Regions from separate parts of the Homo sapiens genome. Here all the other regions are linked to region 1. The links are chromatin contacts, found by Hi-C or POLR2A ChIA-PET in ENCODE. All regions are on one chromosome and are shown on one strand. Each heading gives the region's core, a stretch centred on a gene start or an enhancer-like site at or near the end of the contact. The rest is flanking DNA. Distances are from core to core; before and after follow the strand shown. Region 1 holds the start of SETD5 (SET domain containing 5). Region 2 holds the start of ITPR1 (inositol 1,4,5-trisphosphate receptor type 1). Region 3 has its middle 26 kb from the start of BHLHE40-AS1. Region 4 holds the start of TSEN2 (tRNA splicing endonuclease subunit 2). Region 5 holds the start of BHLHE40 (basic helix-loop-helix family member e40). Region 6 holds the start of EGOT (eosinophil granule ontogeny transcript).

Region 1 (3,404 bases), core at 595-3,094:
TGGAAGAAATCCAATAGAAAAAAAAAAGCCCTACGTCCTCTATGGAGCCCAGAAACCTCTGATTACGTGGGTATTCTCTGCTTTAGTCCTAGCTCAGATCCCACACATCTAAAATTACCACTTAGAACTTTCTGTGACCTAAAAACATTAATAATATAAAATTAACAACCAAAAAATAATTTCAAATAGGGAGTACACACTCTCCTAAAAAGCTCAGCACACTCCACTCAGCTGGATCCTCCCCAATCACAAGTATAGCTATGTAACATCTGTCCAACAAAGAAATGTAAATATGACCTTGGTCACAAATATGTCATCTAAAAACTTGTTTAGTCAACTGATGAAGGTAATTAGCACAGAACTTGGGGATTCGTTCAGTACCTATGTGCAGGAAGGAAACTGGAGAAATGAACTTAAATATAGACAAAGCCCAGTGGAACCCAGAGGTCTGGGAAAGAAATGAGTTACCGGTGAATACATTGCACAAGTAACATGAGAAAGCAGAAAATGCAGGTCATACACGCACCCCTGACCCAGACCAGCAGAGCTGACTGCAGCATCCATATCCAAGAGAAAGACCACTGACGCCCAAGAAGTGAGACAAGCAAGGACTCTATAGAATCAATTAGCATAGAAGGGGCTTTCCCAACAGTTTAACTTTCCCTCTCATGCGATTTACCTACTTGAACCAGGGCTCTTTCCTACACTCCTCTTCACATTCCCGACTTACACGCAGAGGGAAAGAGAATTCATAAAGGGAATATTTTTCTGCCTTTGAAGATATTCTCACAAGATCGTTCTCCACGCCCAAGGCAAGTAAAACGACACAATCTGGCTCAACTCCAGGCTCGAACCCTACACATTCAACGAGGCTATCTCAGACACGCTGTGGCACACGCCACGGGGAGCCAGAGAACGTGTGGTGGGGGTGGCGAAGGTAATGCCTTTGGGAAGCAGCCATCTGAGGTGGGAAGCCAGAAAACGAGAGGGAAGGCGTCCAGGAAGATTACGGAGGGGAGATCGCGGCCCCCAGAGCGATCAGAGTTGTCTGTCACAAGGCCGCGAGAACGGGGGTAGGGAGTGGGGGATCGGGGAGAGAAAAAAAGTATGCCTGTGTATTTCGAGCGGAGGGCAGCAAGAGGCCTCTCCTCAAGGGAAAGGTAAACGTGGAGTAGGCAGTTCCCAGGAAAGGGGGTGAAGAGGCGTTGGGGGAGGGGAAGCGTCCTGACCCAGGAAAAACATGAAAGGGGGAGTTGGGTCGCCTAGATTAGAGGGGGATCTCTCTCCCTGGGAAAATGGGGTGTTGCAACGGTGTGTGCAAGGCGGCGAGGGGGGTGAGAAGTGGCAGCATCCTCCTAAGAGCTTGGGGAGGGCCAGGCCCACGACCCAAGGAGAGCGAGCGCGGGGAGACGGAGGAGGTGACCCTTCCCTCCCCTGGGGCCCGATCGTGAGGTTCGGTCTCTTTTCTGTCGGACCCTTACCTTGTCCCAGGCGCTGCCGGGGCCTGGGCCCGGGCTGCGGCGCACGGCACTCCCGGGAGGCGGCAGGACTCGAGTTAGGCCCAACGCGGCGCCACGGCGTTTCCTGGCCGGGAATGGCCCGTACCCGTGAGGTGGGGGTGGGGGGCAGAAAGGCGGAGCGAGCCAAAGGCGGGGAGGGGGGGCAGGGCCAGGGAAAGAGGGGGGCCGGCACTACTGTGTTGGCGGACTGGCGGGACTGGGGCTGCGTGAGTCTCTGAGCGCAGGCGGGCGGCGGCCGCCCCTCCCCCGGCAGCGGCGGCGGCGGCGGCGGCGGCGGCGGCGGCGGCAGCTCACTCAGCCCGCTGCCCGAGCGGAAACGCCACTGACCGCACGGGGATTCCCAGCGCCGGCGCCAGGGGCACCCGGGACACGCCCCCTCCCGCCGCGCCATTGGCCTCTCCGCCCACCGCCCCGCACCCATTGGCCCACTCGCCGCCAATCAGCGGAAGCCGCCGGGGCCGCCTAGAGAAGAGGCTGTGCTTCGGCGCTCCGGCTCCTCAGAGAGCCTCGGCTAGGTAGGGGAGCGGAACTCTGGTGGGAGGGGAGGTGCGGTACACTGGGGGGATGGGTGGCTAGGGGGGCCGTCTGGTGGCTTGCGGGGGTTGCCTTTCCCGTGGGAAGTCGGGAACATAATGTTTGTTACGTTGGGAGGGAAAGGGGTGGCTGGATGCAGGCGGGAGGGAGGCCCGCCCTGCGGCAACCGGAGGGGGAGGGAGAAGGGAGCGGAAAATGCTCGAAACCGGACGGAGCCATTGCTCTCGCAGAGGGAGGAGCGCTTCCGGCTAGCCTCTTGTCGCCGATTGGCCGTTTCTCCTCCCGCCGTGTGTGAAAACACAAATGGCGTATTCTGGTTGGAGTAAAGCTCCTGTCAGTTACGCCGTCGGGAGTACGCAGCCGCTTAGCGACTCTCGCGTTGCCCCCTGGGTGGGGCGGGTAGGTAGGTGGGGTGTAGAGATGCTGGGTGTGCGGGCGCGGCCGGCCTCCTGCGGCGGGAGGGGAGGGTCAGTGAAATCGGCTCTGGCGCGGGCGTCCTCCCACCCTCCCCTTCCTTCGGGGGAGTCGGTTTACCCGCCGCCTGCTTGTCTTCGACACCTGATTGGCTGTCGAAGCTGTGGGACCGGGCCCTTGCTACTGGCTCGAGTCTCACATGAGCGAAACCACTGCGCGGGGCGCGGGGGTGGCGGGGAGGCGGGCGTTGGTACGGTCCTCCCCGAGGCCGAGCGCCGCAGTGTCTGGCCCCGCGCCCCTGCGCAACGTGGCAGGAAGCGCGCGCTGGAGGCGGGGGCGGGCTGCCGGCCGAGACTTCTGGATGGCGGCGGCCGCGGCTCCGCCCCGGGTTCCCACCGCCTGAAGGGCGAGACAAGCCCGACCTGCTACAGGCACTCGTGGGGGTGGGGGAGGAGCGGGGGTCGGTCCGGCTGGTTTGTGGGTGGGAGGCGCTTGTTCTCCAAAAACCGGCGCGAGCTGCAATCCTGAGGGAGCTGCGGTGGAGGAGGTGGAGAGAAGGCCGCACCCTTCTGGGCAGGGGGAGGGGAGTGCCGCAATACCTTTATGGGAGTTCTCTGCTGCCTCCCGTCTTGTAAGGACCGCCCTGGGCCTGGAAGAAGCCCTCCCTCCTTTCCTCCTCGCGTGATCTCGTCATCGCCTCCATGTCGAGTCGCTTCTCGATTATGGGCGGGATTCTTTTGCCTAGGCTTAAGGGGCTAACTTGGTCCCTGGGCGTTGCCCTGCAGGGGAGTGAGCAGCTGTAAGATTTGAGGGGCGACTCCGATTAGTTTATCTTCCCACGGACTAGAGTTGGTGTCGAGGTTATTGTAATAAGGGTGGGGTAGGGAAATGGAGCTTAGTCATTCACCTGGGGCTGATTTTATGCAACGAGACTGC
Region 2 (3,460 bases), core at 831-3,330, 4.9 Mb after region 1:
AAGCACTATACCACTATAATGAAGTGTCTGACTTTTATTTTCTCATTAGAAAAGCCCAAAGATTGTAGCCCAGGGAACAGCTAAATATTTAGAATGTTAAAAAAGTTATTAAGACCCAGCCACCCACCCCCACCTACCTCTGTTACCCTGTTATTTACCATGTTCCTGAACATTTCAGGAGAAAAAACTCCTGATAGCCAAATCTGCAGCAATAGTGATGTACGTGCACCCGTTGAAACCTCCCACTCTTCAAATGCAGTCTGACCATTTTGGGGAAAAAATAGGAACTGTTGTGTTTACAGATAAATGCTGCTCTCAGCTCATATTCCACCACGGGCCCCAAAACAACAGGGACCTGCCAGATTCCTTGACACTCAGGTGGCTTGAGTCAAGGGCTGGATGCTACCACCTTAAGCTTCAATAACTCACTTCCCTTTTTAAAGTTCTAATTCTTTCAACTTGCAGCAACCACTTTCATTTCTTGCAATCCAACCTACTCTGATTAAGCACACGTTCAAAATTAGAAAAGAGTGACTATTTCTTGAAGGAGAGAGGCAGTTAATACTGCTTACACATTTTGGCATATGAAATGCACTGTATCCTTCAGAATTTAAATCATCAGCATGCTTTTCAGACCGGCAATGGGCCGCCGTTTTATTGCTCCATTTAATGGCCTTTTCCCCTCCTCTCTCATAAACTTTCAGGCTCCTTCAATTCTCAGCTACTTCCAAGAAACGGACTGTCCACTGGACCTCTGCTCCCAAAAGCCCTCACCAAAGGCAGAGGCAAATTTTGAAGACTGAGCCACGGAGTTTCTTTTTCTTTCTTACTCCCCACCTCCTTGGCGGTTTAGATAGAACTTAAAATAGGCTTAGGACAAAAACTCATTATTGACTACAGCACTCAGGCTTCCACACTCACCTGACCTGGGTCAGGCACTCTGTTGCCAAAGCAAGCCCAGCGAGGGGTGCAAATCCTGCTCCTCTGTAGTCAGCTCCTAAATATTTAGAAAGAAAGAAGACTGAGTACCAGACCGCGGAAGATGAGCTCTAACAGAAATGCTCCAAATTACAAGTTTCCACCTTCTTTAGCCTCCTTCACTGGGGACAGCCCCCCCGCCCCCAAACTTGGTAGGCAGGTTGGTGGGATCGCTTGGGCGAAGATTCCAGGTAACTACGCTTACTTATTTCCAGGATGTAACTGACAATTGAGACTAGGCACGCACAAACTTCGAACGTGCGGGAGGCTGGAACTAAGGGAAGTGTTTGGCAGATCCCAAAGCACTTGTTTCCCGGCGAGAAGGCCAAGTATCCGAAGCCCGCATCCTCATTGGACATGAGCTTCGTCCACACTTCATCCCTCACCGCTTCTCCGGTTTTCTTCCGTTTTTAAAAACCCTCCCCACGGGGGGCCCCTACACATGCATTATTCTCCCAACCACGGAGCGCAAGAGAGGGATACATTTTTAGAAAGATTATTTCCTTGAGCAGACTCACATATGACACCCCCACAACCTCTCTTCAAAAAAAAAAAAAAAAAAAGAACTATTTCCTGCAGCTGCAGCAACAGTTTCCAACTTGGGGGAATGCCACATCAGACCAGAATGGGGAGCCCCCAAAGCCACGCACTAGAGTAGAGGATATTTGTTTTTTAAGCTTCAAATGAGCTCCCCCCAAAACAACTGCCCGCAGTAAAGGAACCCCCAAATGCATGCCAAGTGCATGCACATCCATCAAGATCTCCCCGAGAGCGGGGCAAAAACTTCTGCGCCCGGGGAGCCAGTGCCAACTCCCCGCGCCCTCTGCCCGGCCCCAGCCGCTACCTTGGTGCCCGGGGAGCCACGCCGGTTTGGGGGAGCAGGGCGAGGAGAGGGGTTAGCAGCCGCTGGGTAATCCCATGTCCGCGAAGAGGGAGCTCGTTCCGTTAGGATGGAAGCGGAACACCCACACCTCCTCTCGGCGTGCGCTTTCTCTCTCTCCACCCCCTGCCTCCTCCTCCACCACCACCTCCTCCTCCTCCTCTCCTCCCACCCCAGCGAGCTTGAGGAAACGCTTCAGCAGCACATCCACATGGTTACTGCACTTTAAAGCGGCTCCGGGTGGCTTATATAGGCCGGGAAGCTCCCTGGGCAATGTAGTCCAAGTAGCGGGTCGTGGCGGCGCCTGAGGCTGCGGGGAGGGACTACAAGTCCCAGAATCCCCTGGGCGCCCGGGCTGGGCCCTAAATAGACGCGTGCGGGGACAGGGGAGGGGCGTCCTGCGAGGCTTTCAGGCTGCTGAGCCTGTTCCTTGGCTGGGGTCGGTAGGGCTTGGAGCCAGCCGTTCAAAGTCACCCCTGGGAAGCGCCCGCAACCCTTGGGGACGCCTCTCCTCCGGCTGCCCCCCTTCCCTGGAATCCAGGTGTCACTGGGGCCGGGGAGGGGCTAGGAGCTCGGATTTCTGCTTTGGGAAGTTTTTACAAGCCCACCCTCCCCCTGCCTTGGTTCCCCGAGCCAAGAATTTCAGAAATCCGGGGCACAAAAACGCCAGTGTTTGCGGTCAAGGATTAAAGGCGCGAGGTGTCTTTATTTAATCTGCTCCGCCCTGCTCGGGTTTGCACGAGAAACCAAGCCTGGGAGCGACGGTCCACGCAAGCGGAGACACAGGCAAGTCGCGTGAGAGCACTTTTCTGAGCCCGAGTTGCTTGTCTTTTATCGCCCGTGAGGAGGTAAAGAAAGGCAGACCTCTCCGGTGCACAAATAAAGGAGCCGTGTTGTGACTTGCCGGCTCTGAGATTGGGAGGCAGAAAATAAATACAAACCGCGACCTCAGTCCTGACCGTACCTCTAGCAGCCCCTCTGCTCCTGGGAGCTGTAAATGCTTAAGTAAATAAACCGCAAACCAGAAAAATAAGGGCTTAGGAAAGAGCCGCTCACACAGAGATGCGCATCCAGGCGGGGCGCTCTCCAAGAGCTCCGAATGGGGCAAGGTGGGTTTCACCCGCTGCCAAGTAATGCCTGGGCTCCCGGGCTACACGCTGCTTAGGGCTCCGGCTTTTGCAAGGAGGGGAAGAGCTAAGCCCGGAGGCAGTCAGCCGACTGCCCTGTCTTGCCTCAAATGACGTATATTCATTCCTCAAACGTTTCCTGAGTGTTTACTAGGTGCCAGGCGCTGGGGCATAGTGGTGAGCCAAACGCATTATAGCATCCCAGACAGGCACTTCCTGACGCCGCCTAAAGATCTGTTATAACAATAGTAATAATAATGATAATAATCAATGGGGAGGCTGATTTTATTGAGCCCAGACCACATGCAGTTTTCATGCGTCATGCTATTGAGTTTTACCAACTGTAGGTATATTTATTATATCTATTTGGCAGGTGCACAATCCAGGGCTCAGAGAAATCAGGTAACTTCCCAAATGACCCCTCGAGTTAAGTGGTACAGCCTGGACTCCCGTTCCAGACTCTACGTGTATGAAA
Region 3 (3,633 bases), core at 262-2,761, 4.4 Mb after region 1:
CAGGGTCTCGCTCTGTCACCCAGGCTTGAAGTGCAGTGGTGCGATCTCTGCTCACTGCAGCCTCCGCCTCCCAGGTTCAAGTGATTCTTGTGCCTCAGCCTCCTGAGTAGCTGGGACCACAGGCATACACCACCAAGCCCAGCTAACTTTTATATTTTTAGTAGAGATGGTGTTTTGCCATGTTGCCCAGGCTGGTCTTGAACTCCTGGCCTCAAGCAATCCACCCACCTTGGCTTCACAAAATGCTGGGATTACAGGCGTGAGCTACCACGTCTGGCCCACTTTGACTTTTTAATCCTAACATCTTACCCTCTGTCCATTCAACAGAAACTTGGCTATGGCCACACAGCTAGGAAGGCGGGCAGGCAGTGCTGGGCAGGAAACTGTCAAGCCCTGGGGTTGTGGTCCAGGCTGGATCCCCTACCTTCTGGTAGGGATTCTTGTGGCTTAATCTCTGTACTTTGGATCCTAGAATGTCAGAGCCGAAAGGAACCTTTTGGGGCCCCATTTTACAAATGGGGCAACTGAGGCACAGAGAAGGGCTGGAAATTACTAGAAGCCACTGAGTAAGAGCCAGAGCAGAACTGGAAACTAGGTCCCTTGACATGTTTAGAAGAAGTAGCTAGCTAGATATCAGGAGTGGAAATTAGAAGAGAAAGACCAAGGAGGAGAAATGGCTCTCTGAGGAGGGTGTCTGACTGTGATGGCTGTTAGTGGGGCTACGAGGGATTAGAGAAGACTTGAGGAGGAGTCCCTTAGATCACTGGTTCAAAAGGGAAGAGAGGGTTAAGAAAACAGGACTTTGCCAAGGAGTGGACAGCCCTCTAAACTGGAATCCATTTGGATCCAGCCTGGCCATAGATCTCCAGATGCTAAACAGAATTTCTTGTTCTGGGCCTGGTCAGTTTGGAAGTCCTTGGTCAGTAGCATTTGGCTGGCAGCGAGCCGCCAGATGGCCTGCTCTGTGAGCACTTGCTGAAATCAGAGGCAAGGCTTGGTTCCCCTTCCCGGGAGCCTGCACTCCAGGTACCTCTGTGAGGCCCCACTCCAGTTCTCTGTCAGCATCTGCTCGGGGCTTTCCTCTTTCTAGGTCTTCTTCACAGCTCCTCCTATGTCACATTGCCTCGGGTCCCACCAGCACTGCCCTAAGCTGGAAAATCCCTCCGAGCCCAAGCAGCCCGTGACCATAGAGGCAGGAAACTATGACACTAGAGGCACACAGGGTGTGAGGTTTATTCTTGGTATGTGGTTGGGAAAGGCGGGGTTGAATGGCGGTGGGGTGGGATGGGATCCTCAAGAGAGATAGAGAAATCCAAAAAGAAGGAACCCCTTTGAGAATATCAGAGTAGTTTTCTTTTCTTTTGTTTTCTTTTCTTTTCCTTTTTTTTTTTTTTGAGACAGGGTCTCACTCTGTCACCCAGGCTGGAGTGCAGTGACATGATCTTGGTTCACTGCAATCTCTGCTATCCGGGGTCAAGCGATTCTCCTGCCTCAGCCTCCTGAGTAGCTGGAACTACAGGTGCACACCACTGCACCCGGCTAATTTTTGTATTTTTTGTGGAGTCGGGGTTTCACCATGTCGCCAAGGCTGGTCTCGAACTCCTGGCCTCAAGTAATCTGCCCACCTCAGCCTCCCAAGTTGCTGGGATTACAGGCATGAGCCACTGCACCCTGCCTCAGAGTAGTTTTCTTTCCCAGCGTGTTCCCTTTGCTTCAAGCCTCTGGGATTGTCTCTCTTCCTTGGGGTAGCCTCTGGGTGTGCGGGGAGCAGGGGAGCATTTTAGGATCAAGGGTTCAGCTCCTCAATCAGGGTCTCCAACCTATAGAGTTTAGCAGTAGCAATCGTAGTAACATAGGGAATATTGAAATTAACTGATCACTTTCTAGATGCCAGGTTTTATGTACCTAGTACAGTGCCTGGAACACAGTAAGTCCTCAATATATGGTAACGTGATTGTATGATTGTAATCCACCTTAGGAAGTGGCATGGGGCCAGGCATGCCTGTAATCCCAGCCCTTTGGGAGGCTGAGGCAGGCAGATCACTTGAGGTCAGGCATTCGAGACCAACCTGGCCAACATGGTGAAACCCCGTCTCCACTAAAAATACAAAAATTAACTGGGCATGGTGGTGGGTGCCTGTAATCCCAGCTACCTGGGAGGCTGAGGCAGAAGAATCTCTTGAGCCCGGGAAGTGGAGGTTGCAGTGAGCCGAGATGATGCCATTGCACGCCAGCCTGGGCGACAGAGTGAGACTCTGTCTCAAAAAAAAAAAAAAAAAAAAAGAAGAGGCATGAATCCCAATCCCATTTTAGAGATGGGGAAACAGATTCAAAGACCACAAGTCATTTTTCCAACATGGTACAGCTGGCTATTCATTCGCTCACTGATTCAATAAGTATTCATGGAGTCCTTGCTGTGTGGCAGCCACTGCTGTAGATGACAGAAATGGAGCCCTGCACGTGGCCCCCGCCGTCAGGGTTCATCTGTGTGTGTTCTACTGAAGGGAGTCAGGTGATGAACACACAGCAAGTCAATAAGGAAGGGAATTGCAGATTGGAATAGAAAACAGGCATTGCAGGGAGATGTGGAAGAAGTGAGAACATGACAGTGCTTTAGAAAGGAAGAGAAGGGAAGCCTTTTTAAAAATCTTTATTTTTTGTAGAGATGGGATCTCTCTGTGTTTCCCAGGCTGGTCTCAAACTCCTGGGCTCAAGTGATCCTCCTACCTCGGCTTCCCAAAGTGCTGAGATTATAGTCATGAGCCACCATGCCCAGCCAAGGGAAGGCTTTTTAAGGGAGGTGACACTGAAGCTAGGATTTGATGAGTGTGAAGGAGCTGGGGAAAGGTCGTTTACAGCAGGGGCAACACCAACAGCAAAGGCCTTGTGTGGGGAGAGAACTTGGTTGGTTTTCAGGAGGTTCAGGGAGGCCAGTGGGAGTGAGGTGAGCAGGCAGGAGCATGGGAGGGAGGGAGATGAGGCAACCGGTGGGACAGGGACACACCAGCCTTTGGGGCCACGGGAAGAGCTGGGGCTGTCAGTGGCAGAGGCTGCCACGCTGGAGTTTAATCCCTCACTTCGGACCTCCATGGCCAGCCTGGGCTCTGCCCCTTTGGTCCCAGTCCTGACTCTGAGCTGGGCTTCAGCAGGTGTGACTCCCCTACGTCCCTGCCGGCCACAGCCCCCTCCACTCACAGTGTGTCATAGGACAGGCAGGGCCACTCCTGTTTCCCAGCTCAGAGCCTGTCGAGGCCTGCAGATTCCCCACTGAGCAACAGAAACAACCCCCTCCTGATGGGACAGTCAGCCCTAAAGGAGGGAGCAGCTGTCCAAACCCCAAACACCTCCCTACCAGCTACCTGCGAGGCTTCTGGGCCTTCTCCCTTCCTCCACCCACCCTTCTCTCACACGTCAGCTGACCTGGGTTCAAATCCTGCCTGTACCTCCCATAAACAGTAGGGCAGTGAGCAAACTGGGTTTTATTTTGTTTGGTTTGGTTTGGTAGAGATGGGGTCTTGCTATGTTGCCCAGGCTGCTCTCGAACTCCTGGGGTCAAGCAATCCTCCCACCTCGGCCTCCCAAAGTGCTGAGATTACAGGCGTGAGTCACTGTGCCCAGCCTGAGCAAGTCATT
Region 4 (3,375 bases), core at 282-2,781, 3.1 Mb before region 1:
CTAGATTACTTAGAATACCTAATACAATGTAAATACTAAATAATTGTTATATATATATATTTTTAAATTTCTTTTTCCAAATATTTTTGATGCAACATTGGTTGAATCCACAGATTCGGAACCTGATAGCGAGAGCTGACTGTACTATCCTCATTCCACAGATATGAAAGAAGAGCGGTGCCTGAGGTGCACAAAAACATATAGGAAAGACTGGGTCAGTTGTCAAGAGGTTTGGGATGCAAAGGTTGGTTTGGAATTGGAGTCACTGCAGGTTATTTAGAATGATGATTGAAAAATGCAGATTAAGAAAATTAAACCTGGGAGTGGTACATCACACAGTGGCCCTCAAGCTTACCTACCCTTAACTCCTCATGCCCAGGCCTCACCTGCAATCAATTACATCAGAATTTCCTGGGTGGACCCAGCTGATTTTAACATATAGCTAACCACTGGTAACAGCAAGGTCTATTCAAATTCACTTAATCCCAGTAGCCCCCGGAGGTAAAGACTATTTTTATTTCCATTGTACAGATGTGGAAAGTGACTCGGAGGGGCCGGGCGCACCCCTGAGAAATCTTTACTTCTTATTTCCCCAACCTGCGCAACCTGACTCCAGAGCTGCATATTCTTACTTTCTATTAAAAGCAGAGTCTGTTTCTTATTCTTCCCTCGAGCACACAGGCTAACACCTCTTAGGTGATGGTAAATGTCTATTAGAAAAACAAAAAAGGGAGAGGTGGCTCCATTTAATTTTCCAACCTTCCTGGACTAGGTGCCAAACAAACCTGGTTAAAAAACCTCCTACCCAGCAAATCTCACCTTCTCCCAACCAAAACACGCTTCAAGCTCCATCTGCGCACCTCCTGGGCTTAGGGAGGCAAGGATGAAAGGCACAAGGTAAACAATCCTGCCTCTGGGGAGCTTTCAAGTTAGAACCTGAGAATAAGCCATATAAACAGATGACCAGCCTTTGAAAGTTGTTGTCAGGATTAAATGCATAATTTTGCAGAAGGCGTTTCGTTCGGGGCCTACCACGTGGAAAGCGCTCACCAGACGACAGCTGCAAATAAAATAAACTGCGCACCCCAACAGCGTTAGGGGCCCCGCCAATTCCTAACTCCCTGTCTTACCCCTTTGCTTCTTTCCTTGACTACCCCCACACCCGACCGAACTCCACCAGAGGCTGCGGCTCCTCTCGGGCATTGTCAGCTGCACCTTGCGCCCCAGCCCCACCAGCCCTGAACAAGGCGCCGGCGTTTCCAAGAACCAAGGGCTGCAGGCGCACGAGGAAAGCGCGGAGGAGTCAGTGACCGGGCGCACTCGGAAGCCTGGCTCCCCGTCCCGGCACTGTCTCGGCCGGCTGTGCGACCCCAGCACAGTACCTAGGCCCTTTCCTCTCTCGCCCTGGAGGACTTTCGGAAGAGCGAGATTTCCTTTCGCTGCAAAACACCAAACTCGGAAAGGGCCGCGCTTTCCTCGCCCAGGGCCCTTACCTTTCTTGGCCCCACGCGCTCGCCGTTACCCCGGCAACGCCGGCCGTGGGGCGGACACCGCTGCCGTCAAGCAGTGCGGCCGCAAAGCCAGCCGAGTGCGCAGCCGCAGAGCTCCCGTCGGGACTTGGCGGAGTGCGCCTGCGCACGGCCGGCTGGCGGGTGTTCTGTGCGCCAGCTCTGCCACTGCGGAGTATGAGGCGGAGGCTGCGTGCGCGCTTTGCTGCTCTCTGCAGGATTGTACGGAAGCCAGAACGATCCTGCAAGACGCATTTTACAGATGAGATGCAGTTACCCGTCAAATGTCACATAGTCACGTGGGAGGTGGGAGAGACCTAGAATCTTCGGCCCTCGGTGGATGGGATGTTTGAGGCGACCGACAGGACTTTATTAAATGGCCCTGAGGAAACTGATCTCATCTTTCTCAATGTAGAAAGAGGATCACAGCAGCGCACCTGTGTACGCTGCAGCATGCGGGGAACTTGCAAGGACGTTTTCTCTGGCAGACACCTGGCCAGAAGCCTCTGTGTGCCCAGACTGCCTGTGCAGTTAAGGGACAATAGGCGGCAGGTCCACCTGCTCTGCATCCCCATTTTCCCCCCTCACTGGCTGCGTGAGCTTGAATGACTGACAACCTTTCTGAGCTTGAGTTTACTGAAAAATGGGCCATCAGAATTACGGGAGATGAGCAAAACTGGAGTGCAATAGGAAGTGTAAGTTTCTCCTGACCTGGTTATTTTAAAGGAGCCCTGTGGGGAGTCCAATATATACTTTCCCAAATATGAATCACAGGAGTTCCACCACACAGACTAAGCAGGAGGCAAAGGAGGATGGCAAGGAAGTGTGGCAAATACTGCTGGAGAGATTCATGGTGCTAGATGTGATGATGGATGTTGAATTTTGGACTTCTGCCAATGTTCTTGCCTCCATTCCTTCACGCATGCTGTTGCCTCTATGTTCCCTCCCCTCTGTTAGCTGCAGTAATTCCTGGTCAGCCTTTAGGTCTCAGCTCAAATATCACCTCTTCCAGGAGACTTCTTGCCTTCCCAGACCTGCTTGGGTGACTTGCCTCTGTGCTCTGCAGTAGTCTGGCATGGCATGTGTTGTCCCTGTTTTTCTGGCCCTTTTTATTTTTTGAGACGGAGCCTGGCTCTGTCGCCCAGGCTGGAATGCAGTGGCACCATCTCAGCTCACTTACCTCACTGCAATCTCTGCCTCCCAGGTTCAGGTGATTCTCCTGCCTCAGCCTCCCGAGTAGCTCGGATTACAGGCGCCTGCCACCACGCCCGGCTGATTGTTATATTTTTAGTAGAAACGGGGTTTCACCACGTTGGCCAGGCTGGTCTCAAACTCCTGACCTCAAGCGATCCTCCCGCCTCGGCCTCCCAAAGTGCTGGGATTACAGGCTTGAGCCACTGCATCCTGCCTGGCCCTTTTTGAACTGCACTGTGGGCTTGCTCTTGGTAGAGTGAGATCATGTCGCAGCATTCAGTGGGTCCTCTGCTGCAAGGACCTTCACTGCTAGGCTAGGGAGTTCAGGTTTTAGATAAACCAAAATCAAAGAGCTTTGTGGTAAGAATGTTGCAAAAGAAAGGGAGAAAATTGGCAAGAGTCACAGGATATGGTAACAGGATGGATTGGGCAGGGGAGAGACAGCTGAAGAGAGGCTGTAATATCCGACCAGAACATGCCAATTTAAGAAATACTGGTTTTAGAATTAGAGGGCTTTAACAATGAAAGGGATTCAGAGGTTGTCCAGTTAAACTTCCTTATTTAACTGATAAGAAAACAGTTCCAGTGGCACTGTGAGTTGTCAGAGATAACCGAGCAGGTCTGAGGTGGGGCTGAGACTAGAGCCAGGTCTCTTAAATCCCATCCCAGCTCG
Region 5 (3,914 bases), core at 1,052-3,551, 4.4 Mb after region 1:
CAGGAATATCTTATCATTTCACTAATACGTATTCATGCCAGGTGGCACAATGCATTTCAAATGAAAAGTCTGACCTTTTAGGAAAGATAAAACTGCATCTCCCCCAATGAACGTGCATAAGCAATTTGTTGCAGTAATGTTTATTACATCAGATGTTGAGCCCACGGGCTCTCTATTTGCACTCAAACTCTTAAAGAGAGCATAGCCAGAATCAGCACTCACCAGCTTGTAAACCACTCTGCAGGGCAATGATTTTCTGCTGCTGCTGATCAATTAGGTTTGTTAGTGCTTTCACATGCTTCAAGGTAAGTTCAAGAACCACTGCTTTTTCCAAGTGACCCAAAGTCTGGAAGGAAAAGAGCCTTAGTCAGCGGTGAGGTCAGAGAAGTCCCACCTTTGGGACATTTATTAGCAATGAGAAATGAGAAAAGAAAAAAAAAAGTGGAATAGTGTTTCCTGGTTGGCTGTTTTAAGTCTGTAGGTCATGCTTTTAAAAAGATAGACAGATACACTCATATATGTGTGTGTGTGTGTGTGTGTGTGTGTGTGTGTATATATATATAATATATATATATAATTAAATAATTTAAAAAAACGGGTGCCACCTGTCTTTGGAGGCATTTTGGAAGCTGCAACTACCTCAGGAAAATCCTTTGACAGATAAATTTCTCCAGCAGCCTCTGCCGACCTTAACTCAGGGGAATCCAGAGATAACATTTTCCTGCAGTGGTGTCAACTCAGAGAGGGACCTCTATTACGTCTGGCAGCCAAGAGGCTTTCCCTACTTCTTTCCTTACACCCTTTCAGAACTTCCAGCTCATCCAGGCTTTTTTGTTCCTCCCGAAATACTATTTTTTTTTTTTCCATTTCCCCAACCAAAGGCTGCGAAGTAGCCGAGGGCTACTGTCAAGAAAGGACAGGCCGTAAAAATCACACACCAAAGCAAGTCCCCTTATTTGACAACAACAACAAAAAAGGTGGGGGGAGTGGTAGAGGGGAAGGGGTAAATAAAATGTGTGTGTTTCTTGGCGTGTTCCTTTAAGTGAGAAAAACTAGGGAATCCTGAAAATCACCAGAAGTTAAACTCCTGAAAAGGAAGGCCAGTTGGTGTTGGAGCCAACTTGGAGAGGTCCAAGTGGTTCTCGCCTCATTTGCATGAGTCAGCCAGAAAACGCCAGGACTGTGGAGGAGGACCCCACCGCAGAGCCACCCGCCAGCTCTGATCCGCCAGTCTGGTCTGCAGTTCCCCGCGGAACCTGCAGGCGGCGAGTGACCCGCCCGCCCTCTGGGCAAAGGACTGGGTTGGAAAGGGGCCAGCTTCTCACTTACTGTAAGTTTGAGATGTTCGGGTAGGAGATCCTTCAGCTGGGCGATGCACTCGTTAATCCGGTCACGTCTCTTTTTCTCGATGAGCCGGTGCGGCAATTTGTAGGTCTCCTGCAAGACGCACGGGGAGGCGGTGGGCGCTTGGGGAAGGAGATGAGAAGCCTATCCTCCCAGCCCCGCAGCAACAGTCCGGCAGAGGAGCAGAGTAGCAGAGTAGCACCCAGAACCATCGTCTGCCCTTTCTTTTCCAAGTCACTCAGAAGAGGCACCGAGCCCACACCCTGCATCCCCTCGCCAACCTCAAAGCGAGAAAACTTTTCTTGGAAACTCAGCGCGCGCGAGGGGCTGAGCGCAGGGTCCCTAGGGGTGCACTTGCTTACCTTGCTGTCCTCGCTCCGCTTTATTCCCCGTCTTGACTTGTACACTTGGTACATGTGGGCAGGGTACATCCTGCAGGAAGAGAGACCAGGAAGGGTCGTGACTGCTTGCGCACGGCTGCAGGCGTTCTGCCGGGCAAGAACCTCCCGGTGCGCCCGGAGCTGCTCCAAGTTGAGAGTGGCGCATAACATGGGGCTGCAGTTGAGGCTTGAAGGGCCAAGGAGTGCCAACTTACCCTGGTAGGTCTCCGTGCTCCAGTCCCGGTGCTTTGGGCAGGCAGGCGGGGGGTGGTTGCGCGCTGGGGATCCGCTCCATGGCGCGGCGAGCCGGGGCCACTGCGCGCTCCTGTCTGCACTAGCGGAGCGTCTGGATGAGGACTGCCCTGGAGAGGGCTTCGGGGGTCTCTCCGCAGATGTTCCTCTGAGTCTGAGCTCTTTGAAATCCCCTGGGCTGCTGGAATCTTCGGCTTTGAGATGCAGCTTCAGTTGGGGGCGTGCATGGCCCGGTGTCCCCGCGGCCTCTGGCTCCGACTCAGCGCACAGACTGGCGGTGTGTGCTCCCTGCGCGGTCTGTCTGCGCCGTGCGAGCCAAGTGAATGAGAAGTGGGGCGGGCGGGGAGGCGGGAGGGAGCGGGTGAGGGGGGGGCGGTTAGGGCGGAGTGGGGGGGTGGGGGGGCAAGCCGAGGAGTAATGGAGAGGCTGCGGGCTGGGTTAAATGGGAGCGAGTGGGTGGGTTGGAGCTACGTGTTCTACCCTGTGACTCCAGGCACGTCTGGCCACTGCCGGGGAGGGAAGGAGCGACCTGCCCGCCCTCCCCCGGCTTCATCACATGAGTCTCACGTGTTGGACAACGCTCCGGCGGCTGCTAGGGAGCCCCCACCCCCAGCCCCGGCCCCCAGGTGTCTGCGGCTGCGGCCGCCTTTCCCCGAAGAGGGGGTGGCAGCACGACCTGGGTCCTGCCCAGTTGGGTGGGGGGCGCGGAAGCTGGAAGGGACGGGGGTGCTGGGGGAGGGGGAGAAGTTGGTAACGTGGGCGAACCTGCCCCAGGGAAATGAAGTAAGTTCCCGTCTCCTGGGAGGGAACGGGGGAGGACGGATCCGCCCGCGTCTGACTCAAGCCGGGAGAGGAATATCCCCTTGCTAGCTCCAGCCCAGCCCTCTTCCTCCTCCCCCGCCCGGCCCGCTTGGAGGAACCGGCGCGCTGCGGAGGGAGTCGCCCGGCCCCCCAGCCTTCCCCAGAGGCTGGGGTTTCTTTCCGTCCTGGCTTCCCTGCCCCCACTGCTCACCCTCGCGTCCAGGAATTGCCCGCCTTGGGGAGGGACCGAGGGGCGGGGCGGATGTCACCCCATGGGAAGCGGGCCGACGGCCAAGCGCAGGGGCAGCTGAGGCTGCCGCCGAGCACGCCGCGCGCACCTGACCGTGGAGGGTGTGAGCCGAGGGCCCCTCGCTCCCAGGAGCTCCGCTCCTGGGCACAACCTGCGGGCGGGCGGGCACCCGGTTGCGCAGCCCCCTGGGTGCCCCAGTGTCACCCCCTTCCTCCCGGCCAGTCAAGCGCAGAAAGATACCGGGCGCTGTGCCCGGCGCTCCCTCCCTCCTCTGCCCCCTCCGGAGCAGAGGCGCCCCGGTCGCCTCCCCTCCGGCTGCAGCGTTACACAACCGCGGCGGCGGCGCCTGCCCTGCAGCAGCGCAGGGCGTGACGCTTCACGTGGCCGGGCTCAGGTCGTAGCACCGCGGACCGCGAGCCTCTCTGCGTTGACCCAGGGACTGAGACCCCGGGGACGTGGCGTGCCAGCCCGGATCGGCCCTCTCCCTGCCTGTTGGGAAGTTCGGCGGCGCTGTTCGCGGTCTGCACCCAGGGCAGGAGGGATGAGAGAGACAAGAAAAAAAAACCGCCTGTTACAGGGAAATCTTAGCAATCATGCGGTCGACACGTATTTCTTGAGCCCCCTGCTCTGCACTAGGCGCTGCACTAGTTGATGAATCCGACACGGATCCTGCCCTTGAACTTGCAGAACCTCTAGGAAGAGGTTAAATTGAGCAATAAAGGAAAGGCAGCCCTGGGAAAATTGTATCGAGGCCACTGGCTGACAGAGGGGAAAAACAATGAGAACTTGTGTTGCTTTGTGTTTTGTTTTTAATTTCATTGTAACCGAGATGCCTAGGTAGAGAAGCGGGGGAGAAGCTAACCCAAAGCCCCAAGCCCGGGGCGGAA
Region 6 (3,907 bases), core at 1,033-3,532, 4.6 Mb after region 1:
CTTGAGATTCTATTGCAAGGAGTGCAGGAGAGAAAACAGGTGAGAGCCCGCACAGTACCGGCAGGGTGTCTACACCAGCCACGTTCCCTTCGCTGCTCTCCACACAAACTGTGACAAGGACACTTGGCCATAGAAGCCGAAAAAAATAAATCCACTCAGGCCGGATGGAGGCAAGGACACTGGCTTAGGTGGCAAAGCATCAAGCAAAGCAAGTGCCTCCTTGATGAAGACTGCAGTCACCCCCAGTCAACCCTAGTCCTTCCCAACTCAACTGACTCTCGGGTACAGCCGAGTCTGGTCCCCAGCAGAATGCTCTGGGACTCTTCATGTCTCCCCACCCTGCATCCCCATCTTGCTGTGTGCTGGCCCACCAGGTAACTTCCACACGGCCACAGAGAGCATCCCTGGCAGCTGACAGTAAGATGTACAGATGGCCAAGCGGTTAGAGCAGGGCAGGGTGAAATCACACAGCACTCATCTGGGTAAAGCTGCTTTGTATATTAGGGCTTTGGCGGCGGCAGCGCATATCCAAGCAGGGGACAGGCCCAAGCCAACTTGGTGCCCTTTAGAAGCACCGACTAGGGATCGGCGGGAACCACAGAGATCACCTCATCCAGCCCCGACTTGATGACAAGCCCATCACCCTGGTGGAGCAGATACTTTCCGCAGCTCTGCCCCTGACCGACCACCATGGGGTAGACCGCGTTAGCTTCCTTCACTCAGCTCCTCCAACATCCCAAGCACAAGCCAACCCTCTTCTGAAATACTCTTGCCCTCTGCTACTCTTCACACAGCTCCTTCTCTTCGCATCTGTTGGGTCTCAGCTTGAACGGTATCTCCCCAGAGAAGCCCTCCCTGGCCACGCTTCGTGGCGCCTGTTTGCTTCCCCATCACACTTCTCTGAAGCTCTGATTTAGCTGATGATGAGCTGATTTCCTAGCTCTGTCTCCCACAAGACTGTAAGCTCCTGGAGGGCAGGGGCTATGTTGGTCTCATCCCTGACTGTATTGACGCCAATGTGTATAGCACCTGACACCCAGGGAGTGCTCAGTAAGTAAACATCTGCTATATTAAGCCGGCTGTGGTGACACAAGCCAGTAGTTCTAGCTACTCCGGAGGCTGAGACAGAAAGATCTCTTCAGCCCAGGAGTTCAAGGCCAGCTTGGTCAACACAGTAAGGCCTCTTCTCTCTTTTTAAAAAATTTACTATATTAATGAATGAACAATAATCCTGAAGGAGGTGCAATTCCGAAACACTCAAGCCAAGCTTTGCATCCATGGCAGCTGAAGTATAACTTTATGGCCAGAAGAAGCCTGCATGTGAAAGCTCAAAGTCCTGCTAAGTGGGAATATGCAGCACACCGCAGACCAGCCAAAGGCAGCTGATGTGGTGTTGTCACCTCTACGGGCTTATCCGGTTTTTGCACGTAACTCTGTGATGGGCTCAGCCTGGCTGAGGATCCTTAATCCATCGAGTTAACTGTTAACTACCCCGGCCCCAGTGACACAGCAGCTTGCATGATTAACTACAGCCCGGGAGGGATGATCATTTGTGCACCTTCCGTCTCCAAACCTGGCTCCCTCCCCAGACTTGATAGCTACAAGCTCTGGGCTCAACAGTTTGTGGGTTTGTGTTGCAAGGAGGCTAATAAAAACATATTTCTCAAATACCATATGGTGAGGGCAACTGCAACACATCCTCCTCGAAGAGCAATAAAATATATATATTTTTAAAGTCCTGAATTCCAGGGGAAAAACGAGGCTTGAAGACTTCAGAGGGTTTACAGGACTATCCCCTTCAGTGTCAGAGCCATCTTGATCAAAAGTCTAAAACCCAGGAATAGGAAATTGGTAGAAACTTTGAGAGAGCCTCTGACAGTTTCAAAGAGGAACTCAGAGGACCTCAGGAAATGTGAGCGGGCATAGATTTCTCCGTGAAAAGGAGGGTCAAGGCAGAAGAACCAGAGGCAACTGTGAACATCAAGTCAGTTCTCAGGGAAGCAGGGGATCCAAGTGTGTACATGAGGCGCCTTCACTGTCCCTGCATCAGGAATCTAGCTGTTGGCACCTTATAATGAGAAAACAGTCTCAACCATGAAGTTAACTCTGCTGGAAGATTTCCAAAGGGAAAGTCCCTCCCGTTACTCAGAGGGGAAAAAAAAATTACCTACTTGGTCTGGAATCCGGGGATATTTTATGCAGATGTCTCTAACAGAAGTTAATAAAGGGAAGTCAGCTTGCCTCTGATTATTCAAACAGGCTACTGCTATTAAGGATTGCACAACTTCTGGGCAAGGCAGAGGTGGGTTTGGCTTTTTAAAAATTTTTTCAGCCTGTCCTCATGGAACTACATATTCTTTTCTAAGAACTTTTCATCCTAACCTCCCTACTCACATCTTCTAAGTGTCTCTGCTCTGGTGGGAATGTGATGGACAACACAGAGCCATCTCAGAAGCCTCTGTGGCCACCACCAGGCCGGCCAGGGTGCAGGGGGCCACTCCCTGGGCAGCCATAGGGTTCTCAGCAAGGTGCATTCGTCGTCCCTGCTGAGAATCTGATGGGGCAGCATTTTTTTTTTTAATTAAATGCAAGCTGAGTCATTTCAACCTGCAACCTTCAGGTAACAGGAGTTACCCAAGCTCCAGGAATTATGATTGTGGGGTAAACCCATTCTCTTGTTTTCTTGCGGTTCTATTTTATAACGCACTAGAGGAGACAGAGACGTCATTGCTTCACCCAGGGCAAGAGGACAAAGGAGGATGCATGGAAATACAAACAGCCCTTCTCCTCCAGGCCATACCGACTGTCCAACTAGCAACAGACTTCACCTGGTTTTGGAGCAATCTGAATTTGGAATATGCCAGAGAAAACTTCTATCAGGCAAGATGGAAGACTCCTAGGATAGGTCTCTCTCATGGAGGGATTGGTAATAAAAAAATCATGGGAAAAGAAATAAGGGAGGGTGGAAAAAACACACCTTAGAAAACAACTTCTGATGTCCCGGGGCTACACAATGGGGGAGCTGAGCACTTAGGAAGGAGAGGGAAAATATTCTGTTTCCGGAGACAGCTCCAAGAATCATGAGTAGGTGTGAGAAACAAGGAAGCTTACAGATTTAAAAAAAAAAAGAAAGAAAGAAAGGAAGGGGGCAAAAGGAAGGAGTCAGGGAAGGGGGGAGTGAGATCTTTGAGAGACAGGGGAATTAAAAAACACCATAGCAACAACGCAGTCCACCTACCCTGGCCGCCCACCCACAGCCAGATTCTTTACTGACGCATTTGAGAACAAGCTGGTTCCTACCAGCTCAGGAAGGTGAGCAAACCCAGAGAGCTCATTAAATCCCTTCTCAGCGACTCTTGTCTGCCTGCAGATAGTGAGCAAGGAGGATATAAATAGAAGTTATATAACATCTCTTTGTTGATTCCTGTGCTTACCAAAAAAAAATGCAGCATGACCTTGTTTTTCTTTAGAGTTTGCCTCGGCCTGCTGGTTGAGGACTTTAATCCAGATAGGAATCATCTTGAAGTTTAAACAGCAGGATATAGATTTCCAAGTTAAGGGTGCTCTGCATGGCCATCCAAGTTAGGAACCCACAGGGTCAAGTCCTCCTCCGCGGATTAAAAAAAAAAAAATCCACCAGCTCTAAAACAACAACAGCAGGTATGGAATCTTGTGGCTTCCTCTTAGAACATCTCCTGAGGTAAATTAAGGAGTAAATTTGATACCCAAGAGCAAAGCATCATTAAAATGGCATCTTGGGTTTTCTAAAGGAGGTTCGAGCACCACAGGTATATTCAAAGGTAACTGGTGGTTTCCACATACCCTCCAGGCCTAAGCAGTTGTCTTTTTGTTCCTTAACAGGCACGATGGTAAGAGTCCAGTGGATGGAAAAGGCCTCCTCCTTAAA

Evidence for each region. A loop is a pair of places that touch in the nucleus more often than their neighbours do. ChIA-PET counts read pairs that join two places held with the same protein, here RNA polymerase II (POLR2A). Pooled maps may share reads with other maps.
Region 2: a loop to region 1 is called in a map of B cell, with 18 times the contacts of the local background. The contact joins the promoter of ITPR1 here to the promoter of SETD5 in region 1. A Hi-C loop is called at or near these places in 2 of 168 maps with a recorded cell type or tissue (B cell and CD4-positive, alpha-beta T cell) and 10 of 50 pooled maps. POLR2A ChIA-PET finds 5 or more read pairs at or near these places in 1 of 52 experiments (activated T-cell).
Region 3: a loop to region 1 is called in a pooled map, with 6 times the contacts of the local background. The contact joins the enhancer-like site here to the promoter of SETD5 in region 1. A Hi-C loop is called at or near these places in 3 of 50 pooled maps. POLR2A ChIA-PET finds 5 or more read pairs at or near these places in 2 of 52 experiments (K562 and activated CD4-positive, alpha-beta T cell).
Region 4: a loop to region 1 is called in a map of CD8-positive, alpha-beta T cell, with 23 times the contacts of the local background. The contact joins the promoter of TSEN2 here to the promoter of SETD5 in region 1. A Hi-C loop is called at or near these places in 3 of 168 maps with a recorded cell type or tissue (B cell, CD4-positive, alpha-beta memory T cell and CD8-positive, alpha-beta T cell) and 6 of 50 pooled maps.
Region 5: a loop to region 1 is called in a map of chondrocyte, with 11 times the contacts of the local background. The contact joins the promoter of BHLHE40 here to the promoter of SETD5 in region 1. A Hi-C loop is called at or near these places in 1 of 168 maps with a recorded cell type or tissue (chondrocyte), 6 of 37 single-sample maps with no recorded cell type and 12 of 50 pooled maps. POLR2A ChIA-PET finds 5 or more read pairs at or near these places in 1 of 52 experiments (T-cell).
Region 6: a loop to region 1 is called in a map with no recorded cell type, with 5 times the contacts of the local background. The contact joins the promoter of EGOT here to the promoter of SETD5 in region 1. A Hi-C loop is called at or near these places in 1 of 37 single-sample maps with no recorded cell type and 4 of 50 pooled maps. POLR2A ChIA-PET finds 5 or more read pairs at or near these places in 1 of 52 experiments (BJ).

Annotation. Positions count from the first base shown.
Region 1 is chr3:9,396,055-9,399,458 of GRCh38, reverse strand. It overlaps SETD5 (SET domain containing 5), which reads right to left and starts at 1,844. Exons shown (of 23, transcript NM_001080517.3): 1 at 1,482-1,844. THUMPD3-AS1 (THUMPD3 antisense RNA 1) reads left to right here and starts at 2,836. Exons shown (of 4, transcript NR_132781.1): 1 at 2,836-2,899. RefSeq lists an enhancer at 977-1,026 and a silencer at 1,637-2,946.
Region 2 is chr3:4,491,968-4,495,427 of GRCh38, reverse strand. ITPR1 (inositol 1,4,5-trisphosphate receptor type 1) reads right to left here and starts at 2,080. Exons shown (of 62, transcript NM_001378452.1): 1 at 1,823-2,080; 2 at 922-997. It overlaps ITPR1-DT (ITPR1 divergent transcript), which reads left to right and starts at 2,265. Exons shown (of 2, transcript NR_108075.1): 1 at 2,265-2,644. RefSeq lists silencers at 149-443, 1,742-2,011.
Region 3 is chr3:5,004,413-5,008,045 of GRCh38, reverse strand. No RefSeq gene overlaps it. Among named protein-coding and RNA genes, the nearest start is that of BHLHE40-AS1, 26 kb to the right of the region's middle. RefSeq lists enhancers at 321-450, 971-1,240. Within about 2 kb of position 1,511, at least 5 of the 41 ENCODE cell types and tissues checked have a DNase peak (open chromatin) inside an H3K27ac peak, as active enhancers do.
Region 4 is chr3:12,482,636-12,486,010 of GRCh38, reverse strand. TSEN2 (tRNA splicing endonuclease subunit 2) reads right to left here and starts at 1,531. Exons shown (of 12, transcript NM_025265.4): 1 at 1,131-1,531. RefSeq lists an enhancer at 1,188-1,607.
Region 5 is chr3:4,977,824-4,981,737 of GRCh38, reverse strand. BHLHE40 (basic helix-loop-helix family member e40) reads right to left here and starts at 2,301. Exons shown (of 5, transcript NM_003670.3): 1 at 1,940-2,301; 2 at 1,707-1,776; 3 at 1,330-1,437; 4 at 223-346. The coding sequence starts at 2,019. It overlaps BHLHE40-AS1 (BHLHE40 antisense RNA 1), which reads left to right and starts at 1,777. Exons shown (of 3, transcript NR_125916.1): 1 at 1,777-1,943. RefSeq lists enhancers at 1,318-1,912, 2,020-2,169, 3,470-3,589, 3,720-3,769, 3,890-3,914 and silencers at 2,320-2,379, 2,590-3,359.
Region 6 is chr3:4,749,965-4,753,871 of GRCh38, reverse strand. It overlaps EGOT (eosinophil granule ontogeny transcript), which reads left to right and starts at 2,282. Exons shown (of 2, transcript NR_004428.1): 1 at 2,282-2,926; 2 at 3,862-3,907. All of the region lies in intron 44 of ITPR1 (inositol 1,4,5-trisphosphate receptor type 1), which reads right to left.